Linked DNA regions of Mus musculus: region 2 is linked to region 1. The links are chromatin loops, found by intact Hi-C in ENCODE. Cell type or tissue: heart. All regions are shown on one strand. Each heading gives the region's core, and the rest is flanking DNA. Links, peaks and the distances in the headings are about the cores only.

Region 1 (11,827 bases), core at 6,123-8,622:
AGCAATGTTGTCCAGTTGGCAACGGCTGTGCCCCTCACACACTGCTCCTTCCAGTGCCCTCCCCTTCCTTCTGCCTGACCTTATCCTATGCCCTGGTTCTTGATTTTTATAATCCTGACTTCGTTCTAGTTTCAAATCTCTAATTTATTGTCCTTTAACATTAAACAGCCCTTGATAATTGTACCTTTGTTACAATCTAATGTTGGGCCCATGACATTGAACCTTGCTTGCATGTGAGTCAATCTGTCTAAATTTCTATTTTAGTACTTTCTTGCCTTTTGGAGGTATGTCTATTAGTAACGATCCTGTGACACTTTGCAATATCACAAATAGAAGGCAAAACACTAAAGAAAAATGTACATTTTAGGCATCAATTTAACACCCACTTTTAAAGATTGTGCCCGTGTATAATATAGTATTTTTTTCTAAAATTGCCAGGTTCTTCATTTCTGAAACTTTGATTTGATTTTCTGATCCATTCATTAAAATACAATAAATTCTGATTTCCCCAATATATACTGGTAAATGATATAATATATGATTAACACATTAATTAAGTTTTCATGTTTTTATTTGTCCAATGAATGGAATGGATTCTATAAAAGAAGATAATCTCAAAATAGGAGCTTAAGAAGGAAAATGGAACTTGATCTCATTTGTTGTGCTGACAAAGGTTTATTAGAAGAGTTTGAATGTGTTTCCCCACTGTATGTTATTTCTAGGAAGAAACGATAATGAGCTACTTATTGGGTTCTTATTTACATGCCTGTATTTAACATAAGACCATGGCTTGAGAAACTTGGATTACGGTGGTTATGGGGCTAAGTGTACTTTTCTAACGATCCTAAACTAATTAATATTTCAACGTTAGTGTCAATATTGAAATGACCTCATGATTTTAATTTCTCATGTCAAGTGTTTTTGGCTGCAATTATTACATACAGAAACTGTAATCTCTTAAGAGAGGAAACATCCTATGGAGATTAAAGCGCGGTGTGAATGACTGCACATGGAAGTACAGGTAAATGCCCTGAGAAGCCTCATTCTGTCTGCCCAGCACACAGCAGCACACGGTTTCCTATGGGTAAATCTAGGGTTGACTTCAATTTCATTCTCCTCTCCAATGAATGGGGGTGGTTCTAAACATAATCTCATGGAGGGGTGCTACCCAGCCCCTGCTGAGGATCAAACCCAGGGCCTAGTGCATACCAAGGAATGTCATTTTCCCACTGAGCTACAACACCTGCCCAAGGTTAGGGGGGACTGACTCTAATAGAGTCAAATAGTCAATTCAGCTTTTGTTGTTGAGGAAAAAAGAAATCCCATATCGCCCACAGTATCACGCTGTCAGAAGTGTGTGATTGTATTTGGTAGGACAGTGCTGCACACTATTTCTCTTACTCTTAGAAGAACTGGAGATTATAGGTTAATATAGAGCAACCTCAAGTCTTGTCAGCTGAAGCAAATCCTGTTGTTTCACTTCCCAGAGAATTTTTCCTTTAAAACTTTCTTTCCTTTGTCTTCTGATAAATATGTTCTTTCTAAATCCTTTTTTTCCCCTTTTCAAATGAAAAGAGTAAAAGGACTACTTTTGTAATTAAAAGTCATTTTTAAATAACCCCAGAAGATTGTTTCTAGATATCAAAACATCTTTATGGTCCCATTTCTGTGGCAAGAAAGACAAGCGACTGGGATCCTGAGTATTCTACTGTAGTCTACATTAATTACCTTCTATTAAAAAAATGACAAAGACCTTTTTGAAAGAGAATCTGGCACTCTTTCCACAGAAAGGATGGCAGACGCCCTACTTTGCTGATTTCTTGACACTTCTAATTACCTGTATTCATTTGAAATCGTTTCCTTTGTGGAGAGTTATTGGCATGCTTTTCTGAGAACAAGAGGAAAATGGAAAAACATTTTAGCAAGTTAAGGGGGAAGAAATCAACAGTATCATTGTTTGCCGCTTTTGTTGAAACTCCCCACACAAGTCATTTGAGGGACATGAAGGTAAATGAAAGGTTATACTTTGCCCTGCGCGTGGTTGCTGGTATTTGTAATGTCAATAACTGTGGAAGGTTGTCAGGAAACTTCAGAGACAAAGGTCAACGGCAATGACAAACACATCATTGTATGCGCTTGAATATGCAGTATCAGCCTAATCTGCCAGGAGGGACTTTCACACCCCAGAACTATCAAGCAGGCGCTATAGGAAACCCACCTATTGTTCTCTGGGCTCCTGGACTGTCATGGAGAGTCCGGGATGGAAAACCTGTACCCCAATTGTTCTTGGAGGGTGGAAGGCAGGAGGAAGGTGACAGTCCGCATATAAATGGCCGTTTTGTATTTAAAAGTGGGATCACAGAGCACCTTAAAGCATAGTCAGTTTCTAAAAGTGCTTCATTCATGTGAAATTTAAACAGTTTTCTTTTCTTTTTACCAAAAAGAGGAACACATACTGAAGTGAGTCTAGTGTATCATTGCAATGAAGTAGATGACGGAGCCTTTCTGGGTTATAAGCTCAATTAAATATTAACCATGCCGTTCATATACTCTTGACAAAAATTTAGTTGAGCTAATGGTGAGCCCTTGCACTGAGTCCTGCCTCCTGTTGATTTAGACACGTTAGAAAGCGCGACTGCTTGGACTCAGTAATAAATTATTTACAAATGAAATGCACAATAGGTTACTTAAATTGTGTCTCCAGTAAGAACAGAATTGATAAACTACTTTTGTTGTTGTTAGAGCTTCCAGAAGTATTCACATTGGGGGAGGGGGTTAATCTGCCTTTCTTTTAGTAAATTATATCAGAGGAATCAGTTGTAAACCTTTTGAGAAAAAAGTTTTCTCTTCTCTTCTCTTCTCTTCTCTTCTCTTCTCTTCTCTTCTCTTCTCTTCTCTTCTCTTCTCTTCTCTTCTCTCCTCTCCTCTCCTCTCCTCTCCTCTCCTCTCCTCTCCTCCCCTCCCCTCCCCTCCCCTCCCCTCCCCTCCCCTCCCTTTACCCTCCCCTCCCCTCCCTTTACCCTCCCCTCCCTCCTTTTCTTTTTTTCTTTCTTCCTTCCTTCCTTTCTTTCTTTCTTTCTTTCTTTCTTTCTTTCTTTCTTTCTTTCTTTTTTTAGAAAATGAAATTGCTAGTGATCTTTTAAATGTCTGGGCTTCACTCGGGTCCTGAAGTGCACCTACAGCCTATAAAGGCAGTGTATATATAATGCAGACAATGTTTTTTTATGAATAAGAGTTTTAAGGTTTTGCATCTGCATTAAGAAAAAAAAATTTTGAAAATAGAAAGTCTACTCTTCCTGAGACATTCTTCGTTTTCTTGGGTAGCCCGACTCACTTCCATGGGAAGGAAGAAGTAATGGAGGGAGAAGAAGGGACATCAAGTAGGAATGAGGCATACGTGTAATTTAACAAAGTAATTATCCTTGCTCTATAGGAAAAGTGAGAGACAGAGAGAAACAGGGAAAAGGATTCTGAGTGGGAAAGGATGGTATTGTGAGATGATTAGAAGAGAACCTTCTAGAGCCTAGACTCTAGACAAAGGGAAACAAGGATAATTAAAAGGTCCTTTATATTTTCCAGACAAGAGGACTGTGCATTCGGGGGACACCTGTTTCGATTTCACATGTCTTGTGCCTGTTTGGAAGGACTTGGGCTGTGTTCCTTGGTGGGGAGCCTGCAGTGCACCCCCGTATGGCTTCTCACATTAGGAACACCACAGAGCTCATTATGGAGGCCTGTATTAGCACTTAGGCTTTGCTTTAATTTGAATTGTTTCCACTGATGTCATAATTTTGAATGTCCTCATCAAGGTCTTCAGTGGGTAAGAATGGCATTTAGAGTTTACGTTATTTCATTTCTACTGGCCTCCTTTGTACTTTTTAAGGCTCTGATTACATCTCTGACCCCTGTGTAAGTGAAGAGTCTGGCTACATTCACCATGGGCCAGATGACAGCAACAAATATTTTCCAATGTTTTATTTATTTTATTTCTCAATATTTAAAACTATTTTAAAAATGGACCTTAAATTTCTTCATTCTACTACCTGGGAGGCAGTACTTCCTTCATAAAGGTAGCTAATGGGCTTTAAGAGTTAATAGAGAAAAGGGTTCTTGTGTACAAGACCTGTGCACATGGAGTCAACAGATACTTGATGCTGTCTTTGAGTCTCTTGGTTGCAGGCGTTAGGAACAGCAGCCCCCTGGAGTATCCGTTTATGAGTCTATCTTCTGTAGGCTAGCATCTGAATGATATGATAACATGTTTGAAGGTTTCATTCCTGCATGGCCCCTCTTCACCCTCCTTTCTATTCTGGTGAAAGCTATTTTGGAGATGAGTGGGTTATAAACCACGCAAACAGTTTTATAGAGTTTCTTTTTTTTTTAATTATTTTTTATTTAAAGACCAGGTTTGTAGTGCATAGATAGGGGGTGTGACTCAGGAACAGAACACACATTTATCATGCACAAAGTTCTGGGTTTAATCGCCAGCACCATAAAAGGAAATTGTGGCATGGGGTAAACAGCAGATAATGAGTGTTTTGCTCAAAATAGCCATCTCCTTTTATGTAGGTGACTGGTATGAACACTTAAAGCATCAAGGCATAATTTCATGTTAAAGTTGTATGAATTAGCAATCCCCCCTTTTTTGTCACAGTTTTTGGGCAGCACCAGGATATAGTAATCTTTGCTCTTTCTTTGCTGTATTCTTGTTACTGACCATTTTGTTTATCAGTGGCTTATCATGGGAATGGCTCAGAATTTGCTGTATTCTTATCTCTGGCCTTAAAACTGAATATCATTTCTAAGTGGAATAACCTGCCCTGCGAGACGAGCCTGCAGAAAGCATGCTGCGATCTGCAAGTGGCAGGGATGAGGAAACGAGAGGTAACTCTGGTCACCTCTATCTTCTCTGATTTGATAAAGCAGGAGGCAAGGCAGAGCAGTGGGCACAGTTGTGAAAAAACGTGTAACTCACAGAGTTTCCCTGAGATTGAGCGAAGGATGAAGGCCAAAGGCTTCTTAGTTTTGCAGAAGTTGACATCACTTATTGATGCCCTTTCCAATCTATTTCCCACGTCAGGCTAATCAAGTGTTTTTGTTTGAAAGAAAATTTTACGTTGTTCTTAATGTAGCACTAATATTTTTCAGACTTTCCCTTTCCCTAAGCCACACTATCCACCATTACAAAGTTATTTAAATACACATTTCAATTAATTATGCCTCCTAAAAACCTATCAATTTTGTCATTATGTTGGTTATTGTGAATTACATTTGAGAAAAGACAGTGGAGGTAAAAAGAAATATAGGAGCAAAGAGAAAAATGTAAGCATTATTTGAGGAAAAGTAAAAAACAGTTAACTATCAGAATGAAAAACATTAATTAAGAATCAGGAAGGATTTCCTTAAGTTTAAGTAAGGAAAAAAAAAAGGTACTTATGGGTTAAAACATAGCCCTGTTGCTCACACACAAATCCTGACAATCACAGAAGAATTCAGGCTGTCCATATTAAATGCAATATTAATCAATTGCTCATTATCCTATTGTGTCCTGTTCCTTCCCAAGACTTCTGCCAAGTGTGCAGAGTTTACAGTAGGTTCAGAGACAGCAGCAAGAAGGCTGAGGAATTGAGAAATAGCCCCAGTGAAACAGGGGTGAAGTAGCGGCCTTGTTTAGTCTGGAGAGGCAGAGCTGGAGGGCTTAACAGCAGCCCTCCCTTCCATGACAGAACACAGCCCTTTGCAGGTAGAGGTGAACAGCTGGTCTCTGTTTCCTCTGAGGACAGTACAAGCCGTGGAGTCTTAAGTGCAGTCAATGGGGATTCAAGCAAGATGTTAAGAAGCCTTCCCAACCCCAGGAGATGTGCAAGGAGAGAACCATCAGGTTTTCTGGATTTAGGCTGTGTTGAATTATGGTTATTAATTATATTTTAAGTCAGAAAGTTGAAGTTGAAAAATAAAAAGGAAAGGACAATCTTCCATGCAGGACCCCAGAGAGGAAAAGAGTGGATAAATTGTGATCTGGGGCCAGAGACCATATGGGATGAATGAACAGTATCACTTAGGATATTTGGCCGGAAGAAAACGAAATACAGAATGGAAAAAAAAAGGGGGGGAGGATTGCATACATCAAGAAAAGAAAAAGAGAAAAGTATGGGAGGTATTTATATTAAGCAGACTATTTTAACCAAAGTTTTGTTTTTGGTCATGGGAAAAGAATCCTAATTGTCCAAGTGTGTGAGAAATAGTACTCGCTGCTGGTTAACCCTGTTTTGTAAAACCGGTGTAGTCAAATATGAGAATCAGGGCCAAGAAGCAGATTGGCCATATTTTATTTCTGCCTTTACAAAACAATACATGCAAACCAGAAACGGGATGAAATGACTTTTCAAAGCTTTCCCAACCTTTTGATTCTATGACATAAAGGGAAATGGTGGTTATGAGTCAAGCAAACAGTGAGTACATACAACACAAATCAAGGACTAGAAACGTCCACATCAAAGAGGCAGGATCCGGATGGTAGGGATTACTAAAATAATAATAATGATAATAATAATAATAATGATAATAATTCCAAGCATCATTGACATTGTTAGCAGGGGAGATACAGACTGAGTGGCCAGTGATGTAGGCCTTGTGAAGATCAAGCTAAGGAAGGAGACCCATGATGGGTTTAAGAAACTTAAAAGTCTAAGTCTTGCCGAGTGATAAGAATGTTGCTTTTTAAGGCAGTCATCTGTGGTTGCAAACCTATGTATGGTGTTTGGGATGATTGCAGTTGTAGAAACACAGACACAATGATGGGCATCTCACACAGCAAATAGCTCAAGGATGCACCTTAGCCTTTAAGATCATGACCAATGTTAAATTATTTCATCCTTCTTTAGCCATTTTAATTCCCACACTACTCAGAATTAAGTGTAAGTGTTCCAGTTTGCTGTACGGTGGGCCTGTGCCGGCACTCCACTCCCCGTTTTCAGGGCTAGTTGTGATCAACGTTCTGGTTACTGGTTATATTCTGTGACTGTTGAAATGGGTAAGACCCTCGTCACACTGGGCTTTGCTGAGCCAATGCCGGGTTTGCTCATTTAGTATGTTCCATCTGATGGGTTTTATAGTGCATTGCTTTGTTTTGTTTTTGCTTTTTTTCTGGCATAAACTTTTCTTCACTCTAAGTAGCAGAAAATAGAATCATGTTTGTATTTGTCAACATAACAGTTATATATAGCTTATAGTATTCTGGTACACAGAACTTAATCAAAAATAGATTGCTGGCCTTTTTTTTCTGCTTTTAAAAAATATGCTTTGAATTCACTTGTAAAATGATTTGGGTTTGGAAATCTTTCTTTCTTTTCTCTCTCTTTCCCTGTCTCTTTCTCTGGCTGTCTCTGTCTCTGTCTCTCTCTCTCCCTTATCTCCCTCGCTTTCGACAAAGAAAAGCCTTTTGTTCTGGTCCCTGCCAGTGCCTTATTCAGTGACTTTCTGCTGTCCCCTAGTGGCCCGTTAATCTTTTTGACGATGGTGTGATTGTCCCTGGAACCAATTCTCCTCTCTTCTGTTTTTTCCCTCCCTTTCTGACTCTCATCAGCAGGCATTTAAAACATTTCTAAACAACCCACGAGTTACCTTTTAGAAGCAGCAACTACATTCTTCAGCATTCAGTCTCTGCGCTCAATTATACATGCCCAGGGAGGAGAAGCCATCTAGGCACACTCTCCTGTCCCCTGCCCCATGTCCTCCCAAATTCAGATTCTCGAAATTCTAACACAAAATTGATGAAAGCAAAATGCTGTCGGCTTTGACTGTTCCTAAATGCCAGACGGTGGTGAAGTGTAGTTTGTGACAGGTTAGACTCTTTATGTCAATGGGTTTACAAACAAAAATTATCGTATTGCTTTCCTTTCTCTTTTGAAAGTTCTGCTTGGTTACTTTCATGTTTGTAGTTGCTTTTTTTGTGGTGGCATTTGTCAAGAAGTAAAAAAATACAACAGCATTCTCAATATTTGAAACATTAGATTAATTTACTTATGTGAAAGGCAGATTCTCATTCATAGTTACCAGGCTGGCTTTAAGAGATAGGGTCAAAATTTTCTCTGTTACCTCTCTACCTAAGTCCAAAACTTTCAATAAATGAGAGCTGGATTTGCTATTTACATCTTACGTCATTAAGCCACATACGTTCAGTTCTAATGTGGTGCTGGTAAATTTCTTAACAAATTCTTTCCTTCCGTTTACTAGTCATTTCAAACTGCACTTAATGAAAATGAGATACCTAAGTTTGTCAGAATCCGTAGTTCGGTTTTTAAAATTTAATATTAACCGATTAAAGACAGTAAACCTGGCTTGTACAACCCCTTTAAAAGATGGTTTAAAGCATTACCGAGACTTTACAAGAAAAGAAAAAAAAATCCCAACTTGGATGAAATCTAGCCCATTAATTGAACATTAGAGAAATCTGAGCTGAATGCTGAACTAATGATCGCTTGGCTCTGCCTTGTTTGGCACTTGCCATGGTTTTGACAATGATCACTTGACTAGTAACACTATTTTCTTTCTGAACTCAGGGGGAAGAGGGTTGGGAGCGGGGGAGGGGAGAAGAAGGCGCAAAGCCTAGGTCCTCCTATTTCTTGGTAATTCCAGTGTAGTCTGGCTGCGTGGCAGCGAAGGAGCTAAGCTGCAAGGCTCCCTTCAATGACATGAAGCTTGTTTCTTCAAAGAAAAGTTGATGCAGTTTTTAAGACTGCCTCTTTTCTGAAAGGTCAGATGGCTGCCCAGTTTAGTCATTTCGTGTGTTTATGCATGCCTCCGCTGGGATAAGGCATTACAAAACAAAGCCCCGGATTGCAATCAATCTTGGCCTAAGTGCAAAGTCACCCGACCAATCTCTGGAATCCTGTGCCTATCATGAGACAGGGGGAAGGAAGGGCTTGTGCCTCCTGCACTTCTTCTCAAGAGAAAAGACAAAACCCCTTCCTAAGCCTTTGTAGGGCTCCTGCTTCTCCTCTGCAGCCTGACCCATCTCTCAAATTCAAATTACAGGGTTTTCTAAAAATACATCCTTCATCAAACATCCTAATTTACAGTAGCTATTTTTCACAGAGAAATGCCTGATTTTTTGTTCATTTTTTCTTGTTATTGTTGTTGTTGTTGTCTAATTCAGATTGTAAATGTCCTAAAAATGTTCTCCTGGAGTTATTTTTAAAACCTCATGGTAAGTTAGGTGTAAATACTGTGACTATTACTGGGACCTTAGGAAGCAACATATTTTTGACTGATTCCTGGAGGTGAGAATGCCATTTGGAATTTTAATTAATTTAATTTCCATTTTAGATAAAATTACTCTGAGAAATCTTAATTCTAATGAATAAATGGATTTTATTTTTTCTTTTCTTTCTTTTTTTTTTTTCCATTGAAGATTCCATTAGAGTTAGGGAAAAAATAGAGGATAAAGTTTCCTTTAAAGAAAAATTAAGGCTACAGACAGCCTTAATAAACCTTCTGCAAAGTAATCGAGAATAGCCAGTGGTCTGTTCTCTGCAGAATTAGTTCTTCCAAAACAATACTAAAACTGAGCAGTCGTACTTTTTACAACTCTGGAGACTATCTAAACAAAATGAGCAGATTTATAGGGCTATTTTTAGTGCGCGTCACTGCATTACAGTTTACATTCGCTTTTGAACCTTATTTGACATCCCTAGTAGAAAAATACAGGCAGAACACTCATTAAGACCCTTCATAAAGACAGTCTCCACGGGGCCGTTACCCCCCAAAAAAACCAAAGTTGAGGTGTGTTTCAGAATGTTCTTTTGGACTCGAAAGTTTGTTTCCATTTGTCAAGAAAACTCTGAGCCCAATCGCAGATCCAGAGGGTCTGTTTATGACCGCCTCTCCTGCCCTACTCGTTGGTGGTATGTCCTAAAAACAGAAGTAAAATCACACTCTCACGGTTGGGAATTTTCAGAGAGCAACAGGTAAGTAGGCTATGTCTAAGTACCTATTGTTTTCCCACAAATTGTAAAGTCACTTCCAAGTATAAGTAACTTGCTGAAAAAGTGAAACATTGGGACTTTCTGCAAACCATTCTTGCATGGAAGGAAAAAAAAACATGGAAGAGCTTATGCAATGTTATGAAATATTTCACCACACAGATTTATGGAAAAGCTACAGTTGCATTTTAAAATATAGTCAGGAGAATTAAGTGCTTGCATTTTGGACACCAAGTTTCTTTAGCTTTTCCATCCAGAGAGAGAGGTGGGTGTCTATTTCCTTCATGGGCTGTCCTACCTTCACCGGAGGTTACAAATGAAGACTCCATCTCCTTTGTGTATTGTGGGAAAAAAAAATCAGCCAGAGGAAAATACCAGAAAGACAAGTTCAGATGCAGCTGTCATGTCTTTTCCTCCAATGGGAAGGGGACGCTTTCATAAGGTTAGACTGTCCGGGGAACTACATTGACATCCTGCTAAGTGTTACGTGTTTTTATATTAACTGTGCTCAGTAAGACTCTACAATAAGGAAATGCCTTAGCTGTAGACATCATTTATGGAACCGTATAAATAGAGCTCACATTCAAAGGTAAGAAAACAGACAGGATTTTACACCAACTACCCTCTGATAAGATTATGTTTTCAAAGCGAAAACCATGTCTACAGAATGTTGTGGTGTGGAAGTATCCGATTAAACTCTTAGGAAAACAGACTTTTCCACAAGCGGCCTCTTTATTTGCCACACCTCGGGGATCTGATTAAAAGTTAGTGTACTGCATTTAAACCTGAAAAGGGATTCGTGTAAAATTATGGCTTCACAGATTGCTCTTTGAGAACTGAAGATGAAACGAGAAAATGACATTTGGACTAAGAGCCATTGTAACTGCTGGAAAAATGTCAATGGAGGCATTTGGGGGAGGTTTCAGCTTGCTATAGAGGAATCAAATGACCTAAGAAAGTAGTTTTATAGCTGAATGAGTGTTTTTAACGAGTTAAACATGTTACTACGAGGACCTTAAAGCCACGCTGTAAACAATAGCTTTGATTAAAAGATTGTCAGGATTGTTTGTTTAAATTTTTTTTTTTTTTTGTATTTTAAGTTTTCAATCATACTATTTGGCTTTGCAGTATGAAGAAATGATATATTTCTACTGAATTTATCAATTACTAATTAATTTGGTGGTGAGTGCCTAATTTGAGGTTCTATTTAGCATAGGTCCAGGTTGAATTTCTTCTAACGTTTGGTTATCCTTGGCCTATTTAACATATGAATTAAACCCAAATATCTTTGAAAACTCAACCCATACCTTTTCCTTCCCAGATCATAAAAATAATTTATTGTCGTAATCTCAATTTATAGTTTAGTTAGGCAGAGTGAAAATACGACCTCTGAAGGAATCCCCCCCCCCTTAGCTCCAGTCTGCTTTACAGTGGGTTGTGTGTGTTGCTACAAGTTGCTGTAGCTAACACTTAATATGTTGATGTAAGAGAAATAAGCTGCTCTGCATTTAAAAATAATATTTAGATGAGCAAACATGCAAAATCCTCTGAAAATAGATGATTTTGCTCCTTGTAACTTTAACTGAAAAATATGAAAGAAAAAAAATGAGAGAAACCTAGCCATAAGGCCAATCTATTGCAAGCAGGGACAGATGAGAGATTTTTCAAAATTAAACTGCTAGGAAAAGCAGTTGTGAGGCAGTCTGTTTTCTTACTGGGGATGGGAGGAATCAAGGGTATTATAATTGAAAATGCATGCCTATAGCAACTAAAATGTTCTTTTAGGATATTCTTGTTTTGTTTCATAAATATATTTTGAAAAAAAATCAAAATGATTAACAACG
Region 2 (11,827 bases), core at 4,147-6,646, 590 kb before region 1:
CCATTGAAAGAGAAACGTGAACATCGACCTGGCCAATAAACCTTCGACCAATAATCTGTCATGACTGCAAGATATACTAGGGCAATGGTGACACAGAATTTGTGGGAGGGAAAACCAATATCAGATTTAACCCAAGGCCCACTCGAAAGAGGGAGCCCATACCTAACACTGTCTAGGAACCAGAGACTGGATAGCATAGAGACCTGGTAGAACCAAATATGACTGATCTAGAAAAGAAATCGATGAAATGATTCTTTTTTTTTTTTTAAATTATTTAATCTTTTTTGACAGTCCAGTTGTTATCCCCTTCCCAGTCCACCCTCCATCTGTTCCACATCCCACATCTCCCCCACCCTGTCTTCAAGAGGATATCCCCAGGTCCCTACCCCACCAGACCTCTCCACTCCCCGGGGCCCCAAGTCTCTCGAGGGTTAGGTACATCTTTTCTGACTGAGTCCAGACCCAGCAGTCCTCTGCTATATGTGTTGGGGAACTCATATGAGCTGATATATGCTGCACTGTTGGTGGTCCAGGGTCTGAAAGATCTTGGGCGTCTAGGTTAGTTGAAGTTGCTGGTCTTCCTATAGACCCTCCTCCTCAGCTTCTTCCAGCTTTTCCCTTCAACCACAGGGTCAGCAGCTTCTGTCCACTGGTTAGGTGTAAATATATGCATCTGTCTCTTTCAGCTGCTTGGTGGGTCTTTGGGGGACAATAGTGATAGGCCATATTTTGGGAGCATATCATAGCCCCAGTAATAGTGTCAGGCCTTGGGGCCTTTGCTTGAATTGGAACTCAATTTAGGACTGTCTCTGGACTTTCTTTTTTTTTTTTTTCCATTTTTTATTAGGTATTTAGCTCATTTACATTTCCAATGCTATACCAAAAGTCCCCCATATCCACCCACCCCCACTCCCCTGCCCACCCACTCCCCCTTTTTGGCCCTGGTGTTCCCCTGTACTGGGGCATATAAAGTTTGCAAGTCCAATGCAAACCTAGGATACCCAAGATATAAGATATAATTTGCTAAACACATGAAACTCAAGAAGAATGAAGACTGAAGTGTGGACACTATGCCCCTCCTTAGATTTGGGAACAAAACACCCATGGAAGGAGTTACAGAGACAAAGTTTGGAGCTGAGATGAAAGGATGGACCATGTAGAGACTGCCATATCCAGGGATCCACCCCATAATCAGCATCCAAACGCTGACACCATTGCATACACTAGCAAGATTTTATTGAAAGGACCCAGATGTAGCTGTCTCTTGTGAGACTATGCCGGGGCCTAGCAAACACAGAAGTGGATGCTCACAGTCAGCTAATGGATGGATCATAGGGCTCCCAATGGAGGAGCTAGAGAAAGTAGCCAAGGAGCTAAAGGGATCTGCAACCCTATAGGTGGAACAACATTATGAACTAAGCAGTACCCCGGAGCTCTTGACTCTAGCTGCATATATATCAAAAGATGGCCTAGTCGGCCATCACTGGAAAGAGATGAAATGATTCTTAATGATATTTTGCTATACTCTTAGATCAGTACGTAGTCCAGCTGTCCTCAGAGAGGCTTCCTTCCCCCAGCAAATGGGAACAGATGCTAGACCCACAACCAGACATTATGTGGAAAAAAAATCTAAATTAGAGTCTCCCATCCGGCCCCTTCTCTCAGAACTGGAAGAATCCCCAGGAACAGGGGGCTGGAGGATTCTAGGAGTCAGGGGGTATAGACGACATGGGGAGAACATGAACCAACTAAGCAGGGTGCAGACTGACTCACAAAGACTGAGGTTCAGAGCCTGTAAAGGTCTACACGGGGTCCTCTACATGGATGCTGTGGCTGTTAGCTTGGTGTTGTTGTGGGACTCCTGAATGTGGGAGCCAATGTGTCTTTGATTCTTTTGCCTGCTCTTGGGACTCTTTTCCTGCTGTTAAGTTGCCTTGTCTAGTGTCTGCGAGAGCTGTTGCCTTGCCTTGCTGCATTGTTGTTATTGCTGTTGTTATGTTTGGTTGTTGTCTCTTGGAGTCCTGCTCTTTTCTGAAGGGAGATGGAGGGGGATCCAGGGGTCAGGGGAGTCAGATGGAGGGGGTGGACCTGGGGGGAAGTGGAGGGAGAGGAAACTGTGGCCTGGTTGTGTTGTATGAGAGAAGAATCTACTTTCAATTTAAAAAAATAAAATAAAAGAAAGAAAGAATGTTCAGCTCTCATGAGACCATATAGATACTCTGTCCCACCTCCAAAGCCTCTGGTATCATTCGCTGAGTGAGAATGAGCAGAAAGAGCATAAGGGCCAGGAAATAAATAACTAGGAGGAAGTACTTTTAGGACCCAGCACAATGATTGGACACAGTGATCAAAATACATTGCATAAAATGTGAAACTCCCAAAAGGGAAAAAAAAAGATACCACTGGCAAGAATGTAGCTCAGAGGCAGGCACTGGGCCATGGAAGTGCTGGAACAGGAGGATGCACTTCTGTAATCCTAGGACTCTGCAGGTCGTGGAGACCAAGGCAGAAGGATCAAGAGTTTGAGGCCAGCCTGGAATATAGAATGAGATGTTTTTTCTGAATATTATTTTAAGAGAGACATGACATTGATTCCTTCAGTGTTGTAACATTCCATTTAACTTTTTATTTTATTTTTTTCTCCTTATCAAATCCTAAGCAAAGGCATGAGGAAATGCCATGACTCCACCAAGCCTTCCTGAGCAGACTCCTCTGCCTTCTACTACTTCCACTCATTGCTCCGAGTTTCCCACACACATAAATCCTAGCTCGACAACACTACTGTAAGCTTCTCAAAGCCTACACCATGTCTTACTCATCTCCTGTCGCTCTTGGCAGAGCTTTGAAAAGAATAAACATTCCATACCCTGTGACAATGTAGATCCTGGTTGGGGAACCGTCCTTCACCAGGCCACCCCGAGGGCTAGCACAGTGTCATCCTCATGAAGGCATGCAGGTATCTCTCTGAAATCTCTCTCTCTCTCTCTTAATTCCATTCTTTGAACATCTTTTAAAATGATTGAAATTCCATAAATATTTCTGTTCCAAAATTCTCACTTTTGATTTAAATTAAATCATAAAACTTTCACTATTCAAATCTTGTTTTAGTATCCAGTAGAATTTCCTTCCACGCCTCCATTTTGAAATGTGTGTGTGTGAGTGTGTGTGTGTGTGTGTGTCCATAATAAATTTTTAGCTTATAAGTATATACCTACCATGGATGTTTTCCAAATTTAATACCCTAAAACTTAATTCTGAATACTGGATCCATTTAAAGTATAGTTGCTACTCAACAATTTCCGAGGAAAGGAAATTGCATCAGATGTCACATCTTAAAGGGAACTCAGAAGTCAAATTCTCTATAAATGTGAAAAATGGGCCTCTTTGTAAACAAGCAGAAAGAAGGCCGCAGGGCTGTGTTAACCGCAGCGCAAAGTCTTCTGTCCCCATGAGCCGCGAGCCCAATGGATGCCGCAGTAAGAAAATGTCGTATATGACCTGCAGACGGGAGGGCAAGTGCGTGGGCTTTGGATACCAACTAGGGAAGTGGTTCAAGAGTAAGAGGCCACTCAGGAGAAGGGGGTTGCTTGAGCTATGGCCTTGGTGTTACCCCCGGGAAAGCGAGCAGTTACACTCAGTTGTGAGAGGTGCATTAACCTCGTCAGACCACTAGGGTTCAAAGTGTTCCGTAAGGGGTAATTTATTAAATGGCTCCTAATTGCTTGGTAATGTACCTTCCAAAAGTCATTTCTCTGCGCTGTGATTAGGCCTGGGCTTTGCCAAGAGCTGTCACTCTCTTGCAACTCCAGAGAGATGTAGGAGTTTAGCCACTGGGCAGCTGTGTCGCTAACCAGAGCTCGGAATTCCACCATTAAAGCCGAACTGTCCACCTAGCCTCCAAGGGTGTAAACACTCAGATACAAAATTGGTACACCATATCTTTATGCCTCTTATTAATTATACATGAATTTGAATGGAACATGAGCAACCAGCTCTATTGTTGTGGAGAAAGGATACAGTTTTTTTTTTAAGAAATCGATCATTTTGTGACATTCTTTCTTCAAGATACAGAAATAACCATGCAATATATGTGTTTTTGCCACCTAAAAACAAATTTTGCTTGGCCGCCTTTGCTCCATCTGGAGGATAAGCAACACGAATCTCTGGCACGGCATTGGACAGCTTTCAGTCATCCTGCTCAGTAGTCAACCTTGGGTTTGTTTGTTTGTTTCCTTCAGTTGTTCTCCTCAGCGATCCTCCTCGGGAGTCCTCCTCTACAGTCCTCCTCGAGAGTCCTCCAGCTTCACTCTTTGACTACATTTCCTAAAGACTGATTCTGTTAATTAACAAGACCAGCAGAGGGAGTGCGAGAACCCTGTTACAGAAAAAAAAGAAAGAAAGAAAGAAAACAACTAATGGAAATCAAAGTTTTAAAACTCAATACCAAGCAGAGATAGGAAGTCTGGTGTTGAACTGCAGAGGCATAATCTCAGGATAGAGGCATCCACTTTGGGTATGAGGCTACAGCAGAGGAAAGAGCTCTGCCAGTCACTGCTAAAGTCTACCACACTCTTTGACTTCAGGATGCAGCTGGCCTGCTGTCTCCAAGCCGGCAGGGTAACTACACCAACAACTTCTATTAAGATCAGAAGGACTTTGGGCCATAGTAAGAGAACGAATTTCTAAAACTGAAAGGTGAAAGTGATGTAATTTATGTCTTTCATTGTTTACATCAGTTTGTAGACCTGACAGAAAGGACAAACACCTGGGTATTATCCTCCAACACTCAGGGACAAAATGTGAAACTTGGACTCAGGGTTAGATATACATCTAATTAGCATAAATGGATGAAAATGATCAGATTACAAAATAACTCAGAGGAGAGATCCAGCACAGAAAAAAGAAATCATATAATCAAATCCCAAACTTGGTTTTACAATTTGTTTTTACAATTTCCAGACTACTTAGAGAAGTTAGGCATTTTCTAAACATGTTTTGAGATTATTAGAAGAGGCTCACTCAGCTCTAGTGGTTAGTGGGTTATTTAAGACCTCGGTGTCCCCTGAAGGGCCTGTCGGAGCTGTGTTTTCCCTGACTTTAGTAGGACTTCTCAGGACATAATTGTGAGATCCCAATAACCATTGTTTCCCGACGGACATCCCTAAGAAAACAATGAATGACACGGGCAAACCAGGCTTTACCACATTCAGCCAAATAAAATTCTTTGTTTTACAAACTTTGAATAAGCCTGAGGATATTGCAACTTGTCTGGAAGTTTGGCAGGGAGGGAAAAAAAAAAAAAAGAGGTTTGGAAAGTAAATATTCAGTTCTGGTTTCTCCAGTAGATGTCACTTTCTGTACACGGGATATGACACCAAGCTTTAGGAGATGCTTATGGTGGCAAAAATTAGCGTTGGTTCCAGACAAATGCCACCACTGCTAAGCTTCCAATGGCTTTTGCTTGTGTTTGGAACCTTAAGGAATAGTTAAAGCAAAGTAAGTTCAGTTAGTTATCTGTCTCCCGCATCTCTAAGTAGTGTTGGTCATTAGGTATAGTGTGTAACACAACACTACTAGTGCCTGCTCTGTGGGGTTTATTGTTTGGTTGGTTTTGATTGTTGGCTTGTTTGGTGTTGTTTTTAGCATTATTCTAAGCCACGGCATAAAATGAATTGGTAAAAAAAAAATTAATACTGTCTTCAAGAGAAGAAGCTATCATCAATTATGTGCCCCGTGTTTACCAAGAATCTAATAGAAAGTGAGATTTACTCGCCTAAGACTCTTTCAATGTTTGTCTTCCTGAGTCGTCTACATGATTCCAATATTCATGTCAGTGTCCCTTGTCTGAAGTAGGAAGAGGAGAAATCTAGTGTTCTGAGGTGCTCTACTCTTTATTCTGCACCAGAATAAAAGGGAGAGAGAGTAGGAAGGAAGGAGGGGAGAGGAGGAAGGAAAGGAGGAAGGAAGGAGATGAGGGGGAGGGGGGGAGGGAGGGTAGGAGAGCATTATACATTTTAATATCATTTTTATAGCATCCACACGTTCAAGAATGAAAATCAAAAATTAATAGCTGGAATTAGATTAATACTTCCTAAAATACTTTCAAAAGTGCTCTTTTCGTTTCTAGACATACGCCTCATTATGCAGTTCTATTTGTATTCCAGAGCAGTTGAGTTTTATATTTGAGTTGTTGTAATGGATGACTTTGAAATGACAGGGGACAGTGCATTTTTGTTTCTTATTGATCAGCTCAAGGCTTTTGCTTGTAAATACTGTGCATTGAAATAACAAAACAGGCTACAGAAGCTTTTAAAAGTGAGACCGTCAGGGTCACATTTGATTCAGTCGTTGTATTGACCAATGTGATTTGATAATTGACAAATTAAGCTCATGAGAAAATTAGATCAACAACCACTTTTATTTTTAGATGGTTTAAACAAAAGAGATAAAATTTTGGGAGCAAATAATGATAGGATACTGGAACAAAAACTGCCCCCACGAAGGGAAAACCTGGGCATGCAACATTTTACAAAACAAAGAAATCTGCCTGGCCCATCAAAATAAACAACATTTAAATGGTTGCTTTGGGTTTTAAATATTTTTGCACAGAGCAGACCCTACGAGATTCTTATCTGAGCTAGAGATTTCTTGACATGTTAACCGGGCAGCTCTCTAGCATTCCTCGGTATCCTGGGCTAAAACAAAGAGATGACAGGGGTCGGGGTAATAGAGGAGGCATCACCTTTAGGCTCCTGGATTTCGTGGAGCAGGACACCTGGCTTGCTTTTAATTCAGTCAGAGTTAGAAACCCACTTCAGGAAAAAGCCCAGAGTTTTGTTTTCAACCATTCTAAGCAAAGGGAGTAACCAAAAGAAAAGCCAGGATTACAGGGCTCAACCAGGACTTACATCGCCCAACTTTGAGAGAAGAGATCTGATCCCACACCCCCACGCCCCAGCTTGTTCTCGACATTATCTTCAAGTAAATATTATCTGCTGCTTTTATGAAAGGAAAGAATGTCACAAAAAGTGTCGTGGAGTTGAAGCCAACCGCTTAGTATCACAAGGCTGAGGTCCTTTATTTTGATTTGAACCCTAAACAGAGCTATGCTATGTGCACAGAGCCTCAGGCTGCAGACTCCTCCTATGTAAAGCAGGCACCAGCAGGCCTGTTAGTGGCCACTCAGGCCTGAAGCCAGCAGGGCTGCAAATTCCCCAGAGCTGGGCTTCTGGCTTTGGCCTTTCTTTGTCCTCCTCCCCTCCCCTCCCCTCCCCTCCCCTCCCCTCCCCTCCCCTTCTCTCTCTCCCTCTCTCCCTCCCTTCTACCCTCCCTCCTTCCTTCCTTCCTTTCTTTTCCTTGTTGATGTTGGGGGGGGGGGGGTAGTGGTGGTTTGTTTATTTAAATACTTTTCGTTTCCCTGTTCTATTCTATTTAACAGTTTAGAACAGAAACTATAGTGAGAAGTGGTCAGTTGCTTCCTTCCACAGACCGGCTTCTTTTATCTTTATGATTTTAATATCATGGTTGCTATATGTATTGCAATTCTTTCCTTAAATTGTTTTACTACATTTCAGATGATTGCAGAGTAAAATTTGTGGGATACTGTAGTAACAGTAGCGACAAAATAAATTAAGCTGGGCGTTCATTCACCATGTCCCATACCAACTCAAGCACTGCATCACCACAATTTTGAACACTGGGAGTTTTGAATACTGAACATTTGTTAAGGGAAATGTAATAAGACGTTTTTAAAAATTAAACACTCAAGAAATTTGTTTGATTAAAAGATCATGTGTATCATTTTTACAATTCAGTTTACAGATCTATCAGAAGTTCATGAAAAGTGAGAATCCTGTCACCTGAAGATGTCTATCAGATTCTACATGGTGCCCTGCACATTCTAGAGCTTCAGATAGATGGTGGTTTTATATAGAATGCAAGTTTGGGATTCTGAGACGTACTCCGTACTCCTCGTTGTCCTCGTCGTCATCCTCCTTCCTGCCTCCCCCTCCTGCCTGCTGTCTTTAGACAGCATCTCACTCTGGAGCCAGGCTGTCCCTGAACTCACATCAGCCCTCCTGCCTCATCCTCCCAAGTGCTGGGATTGCAGTAAGGCTAGCATCCCTGGCTCCAGAGAGCATTTCTAAGGATGGGTATCACATTTCTTTTCTGAAGGATTTTGCTTTTAATCTGTAAAGCTCATTTGATCCCAAAATTAAAGTCAGGATCCCAATAACTGATTAGTAAACTTCAAAGTGTATTATTAAAGGAAAGATTCTGTGATTTACTGATCTTCTCTCAAAGATCTGGAGATGAGCATTCTCCAGAAGTGAGGGGAGGGAATGACCTACGGTCCTCGATGAAGACCCTCTGGGAAATGAGAATGAAAGCAGTGGCTCCCAGTGGCATCCGCTGTCCCAGGCCCTCCTGTACCTCTCTTCTAACTTCCAAAGGGTGTTCCGACCAGTCACCACCCAAATCCAGCAGGACAGTTCTGAGGCTACTCAGTAGCCAAGTCACCATAAGCTTTTTTTTTTTTTCCTTTCAGAACGTCAACCTGGAGATGATTTTCTGTAACTCAGAATGTGGACATTCATTTAGCATGGACAAATGTCTGTGTGACACTTCACCAACCAAGGCTAGCAGTGGCTTGTAGATAAAACTCGATTCTGTACTACATCTAGACTCTCCTAAATTCATGCATGCTATTAATATTATTTTTAAAATTTGGCTTGAAGTTATTAAGAAGGGGCTAGAGAGATGGCTTAGCAATTAATAGCACACATTACTCTTCCAGAGGAGTAGAACTCCCAGCCCCTACATCAGATAGATCATAGCAACCTGTAACCCCAGCTTCAGAGCCTCCTGTGACCTCTTCTGCTTGCCTCGGATACCTGCCCACACCGATACGTACACACACAGGTACACAATTTTAAAAAGTAAACACAACACATCTTCAAAGTTACTGAAAAAAATTCTAATCTTGAACCCCAAACCAGGATAGTGGGGTACTTAAGAAAGCAATTGTAGGATTGTGAATGAGACCCTTGATAGACTGATCAGCAGAAGCCATGTGTGATGAGTGTGACAAGAAATTTGGAAGTGCTACTAGTGTTCAAGTCTACATAATTTTCAAAAAAATCCAAATTAATACTAGCATATGGAAACATATGAAAATGTCTGTCATAATATCACTTATATACCTTTCATTCCATGTATCTCAAAATACTCCCAGTTTGTTCTGGGTTTTTTTTTTTTTAAGATTTATTTTAATTTTATTTGTATATTTATGGGGAAGGGAAAGTATGTGCTCCTGAGTGCAGTACCCAAGGAAGCCAGAAGAGGGCAGAAGAACCCAGGAGCTGGAGTTACAGGTGGTAGTAAGTTTCCAGAGAGGATTGCAGTAAAGGCTCCTCCAGTTGGGCCAGAGCAGCAGGCACTCTTAAGGGCTGAACTGCCTCTCCAGGCCCACATCACACCTCTTACTGTTTCACTGTAGCCTCTCTCTCTCCACAGCTACATCCCTCCTTAGGTCCTCTGTTTGAACTAGTTCACCCATCTTCAAAATTCACCCTTCAGTTGTTTTCCATGACACGACCAGACAAACTTTGGAGATCAGAGGTCTGTGTCCACACCATGCAGTCTACCCCAGATCTTTTTTTAAAGGAATGCCTTTAAAAAAAAAAAAAAAAAGGAAGAAGTAATTCTAAACCCCTTAATGAGACACTGTAAACAGGTCTTCTGTTATGTTCTCAACTTCTCTACAGCTACTGGGAAATAGATACTATTTCTGAAGCTAACATGCACCCAATTTCTCACTCTGTGAAATCCCCTTTAATTCCACCACTCTGCCTTACTCCTTCCCTGGGTTACATTTTTACCAGCTGAAATCCTACTGGTCTCCAAAACTAAAGTCCTAGTTACATGGGCAGGTGCTGAATTCATGCTAAGAACACCCAGTTTGCCGCTGTTGTCATAGGACAGGATTTACTTACTGACTTATTTCATGTGAGCACACTGCCACTATCTTCAGACACCAACAGAAATCCTCATCCAATCCCATTACAGATAGTTGTGAGCCACTATGTGGTTGCTGAGAATTGAACTCAGGACCTCTGGAAGAGTAGTCGATGCTCTTAACCTCTGAGCCATCTCTTCAGGTCCACGGCTTCATATTCTAATTATGAAAGGTACAGGCCTTAACTCCTCATACCGTTGGATGAGGTATGTGCCTTTACATATAGAATCAGCTTAGTATTTGTCACGCTGAATGTTAGAGTATATCACCTAAGAGAGATAGACACTGCCATTTTTCATCAAGATGTTGATAGAAAACTATCCCTCCCCCTCCTTCGGGAAGTAATGTAAGACTAACCTGGGAGCCTCTTTACTCATGCTAAGCCAAGAAAATTCCCAAGTGTTGTTTGTTTAGACAATTTATTATAAATTTGCTCCTTGGTTTTCTTTTTCTTTTTTTTTTTTACCCCAAAGTACATTTACCTTTCATGTTTAAAAATTCTAGCAGTTGTACTGTATCACCAACTCAGACAAGTAAGAAGAGACTTCCAAGAAGTAGAGATTTGCCCAAACACCAGCCTACTAATGCAGTGCCGTTGGCAGTCATAAAGGTTCATCGTGCCCTGAAACCACAGAGGAAAGAGCCGTTGATCTTTGAGAATTGAGGTTGGGATGGAATATGGACCACTCTAGAATCTCTGAAGTAAAAGCTTGTAAGAGAAGTAGATATTTGCCAAGTGATGGAGAGAGAGAGAGAGGGAGAGAGAGAAGGAAGAGAGAGAGAGAGAGAGAGAGAGCAGTTACAGCCATGTTGGTGAAACATTGTCCAGTATCCCTCAATTAAACTATAACAACATAGTACCATGAACTGTGCTGATGACAGACAGGGAAAGAGCAAATATACCCAGAGGGGTATGATACATCAAATCAAATAATTGTGAGGATGGGATGTATAAAACTTACTTACACTTACTTAATTTTTATATTCTCTCCTCTAGACCCTTTCTTCTACAAGGTTTTAGGAATTCTTTGCACAGCCTCAACATACAAGGAGGAGCCAAAAAATGATCATTGCTTCAATATCCAATAGAATAATTATGGGACAAAGTAGATATGCACATCAGAATTAACAAACTGTTAGAAATTTTTACACATACTGGTCTACTGGTTCCTCTCATCCCAAGGACTGAGCCACACTTCAAAAGCCTTGTTCTCTAAACCAACCTCCTCTTTAATACTTGGGAAAAATAAAGATCCAAAGAATTTGAAGTTCCTTGTGCAAAGTTCATCACAGGAGTTGGTGGCAGAATAGGAAATGAAAGTGCCTTAACTGTCACTCCCCTGTTCTTTCAAGATAAACTTAATTCTATTTGCATAGCAAAATGAGCATGAGGTCCAAGGGTCCCCCAAGGTGACATTTAGGATAGAGACTGTTTCTGTTATTATGATAAGAAAAGACTTTAATAGAATTCAGTAATTTATTGTTAAATAATTCAGAATCAATGCTAAGTATTTTATTCCATTCTAACGTTCATTCATTTTGATATTGAATTACCAGAAATGACAGCTCTTGGATCTCCTAACTTCTTGCTTCTGACAAGGGGGTTCGGAGCGGGTGCACCAAAGACCTTCTCAGAGCTAGCATCAACTGACCATATACACAAGCTGTAGAGATCAAGGTCTGAGGTAGAGTCTCTGCCATCTTAAAAAGAAAAGCGTAAGTACTGTGCTTTGCCTATGAGGAGAGACTGAAGGAGTTTACGGCCAAGATAAGCTCCAAGGTCAGAAACAGTCTCAGCGAAAACACAAG

The links. A loop is a pair of places that touch in the nucleus more often than their neighbours do. Peaks named below come from ENCODE experiments on the same cell type or tissue, not always from the same donor. Only the 100,000 strongest peaks of a DNase experiment are listed, where the experiment ranks them.
Region 2: it touches region 1 in a loop (14-fold over the local background); 13 of 42 quality-filtered maps call a loop at or near these places.

Annotation. Positions count from the first base shown.
Region 1 is chr2:115,510,884-115,522,710 of GRCm38, reverse strand. It overlaps 3110099E03Rik (RIKEN cDNA 3110099E03 gene), which reads left to right and starts at 10,510. Exons shown (of 3, transcript NR_030712.1): 1 at 10,510-10,572. In heart, for the core only: a CTCF peak has its summit at 7,480 (motif pointing left); no DNase peak of the experiment used is centred there; H3K4me3 peaks cover 14 bases; H3K27ac peaks cover 1,370 bases.
Region 2 is chr2:116,098,948-116,110,774 of GRCm38, reverse strand. No RefSeq gene overlaps it. Among named protein-coding and RNA genes, the nearest start is that of 2810405F15Rik, 29 kb to the right of the region's middle. In heart, for the core only: CTCF peaks have their summits at 4,360 (motif pointing right) and 5,343 (motif pointing right); no DNase peak of the experiment used is centred there.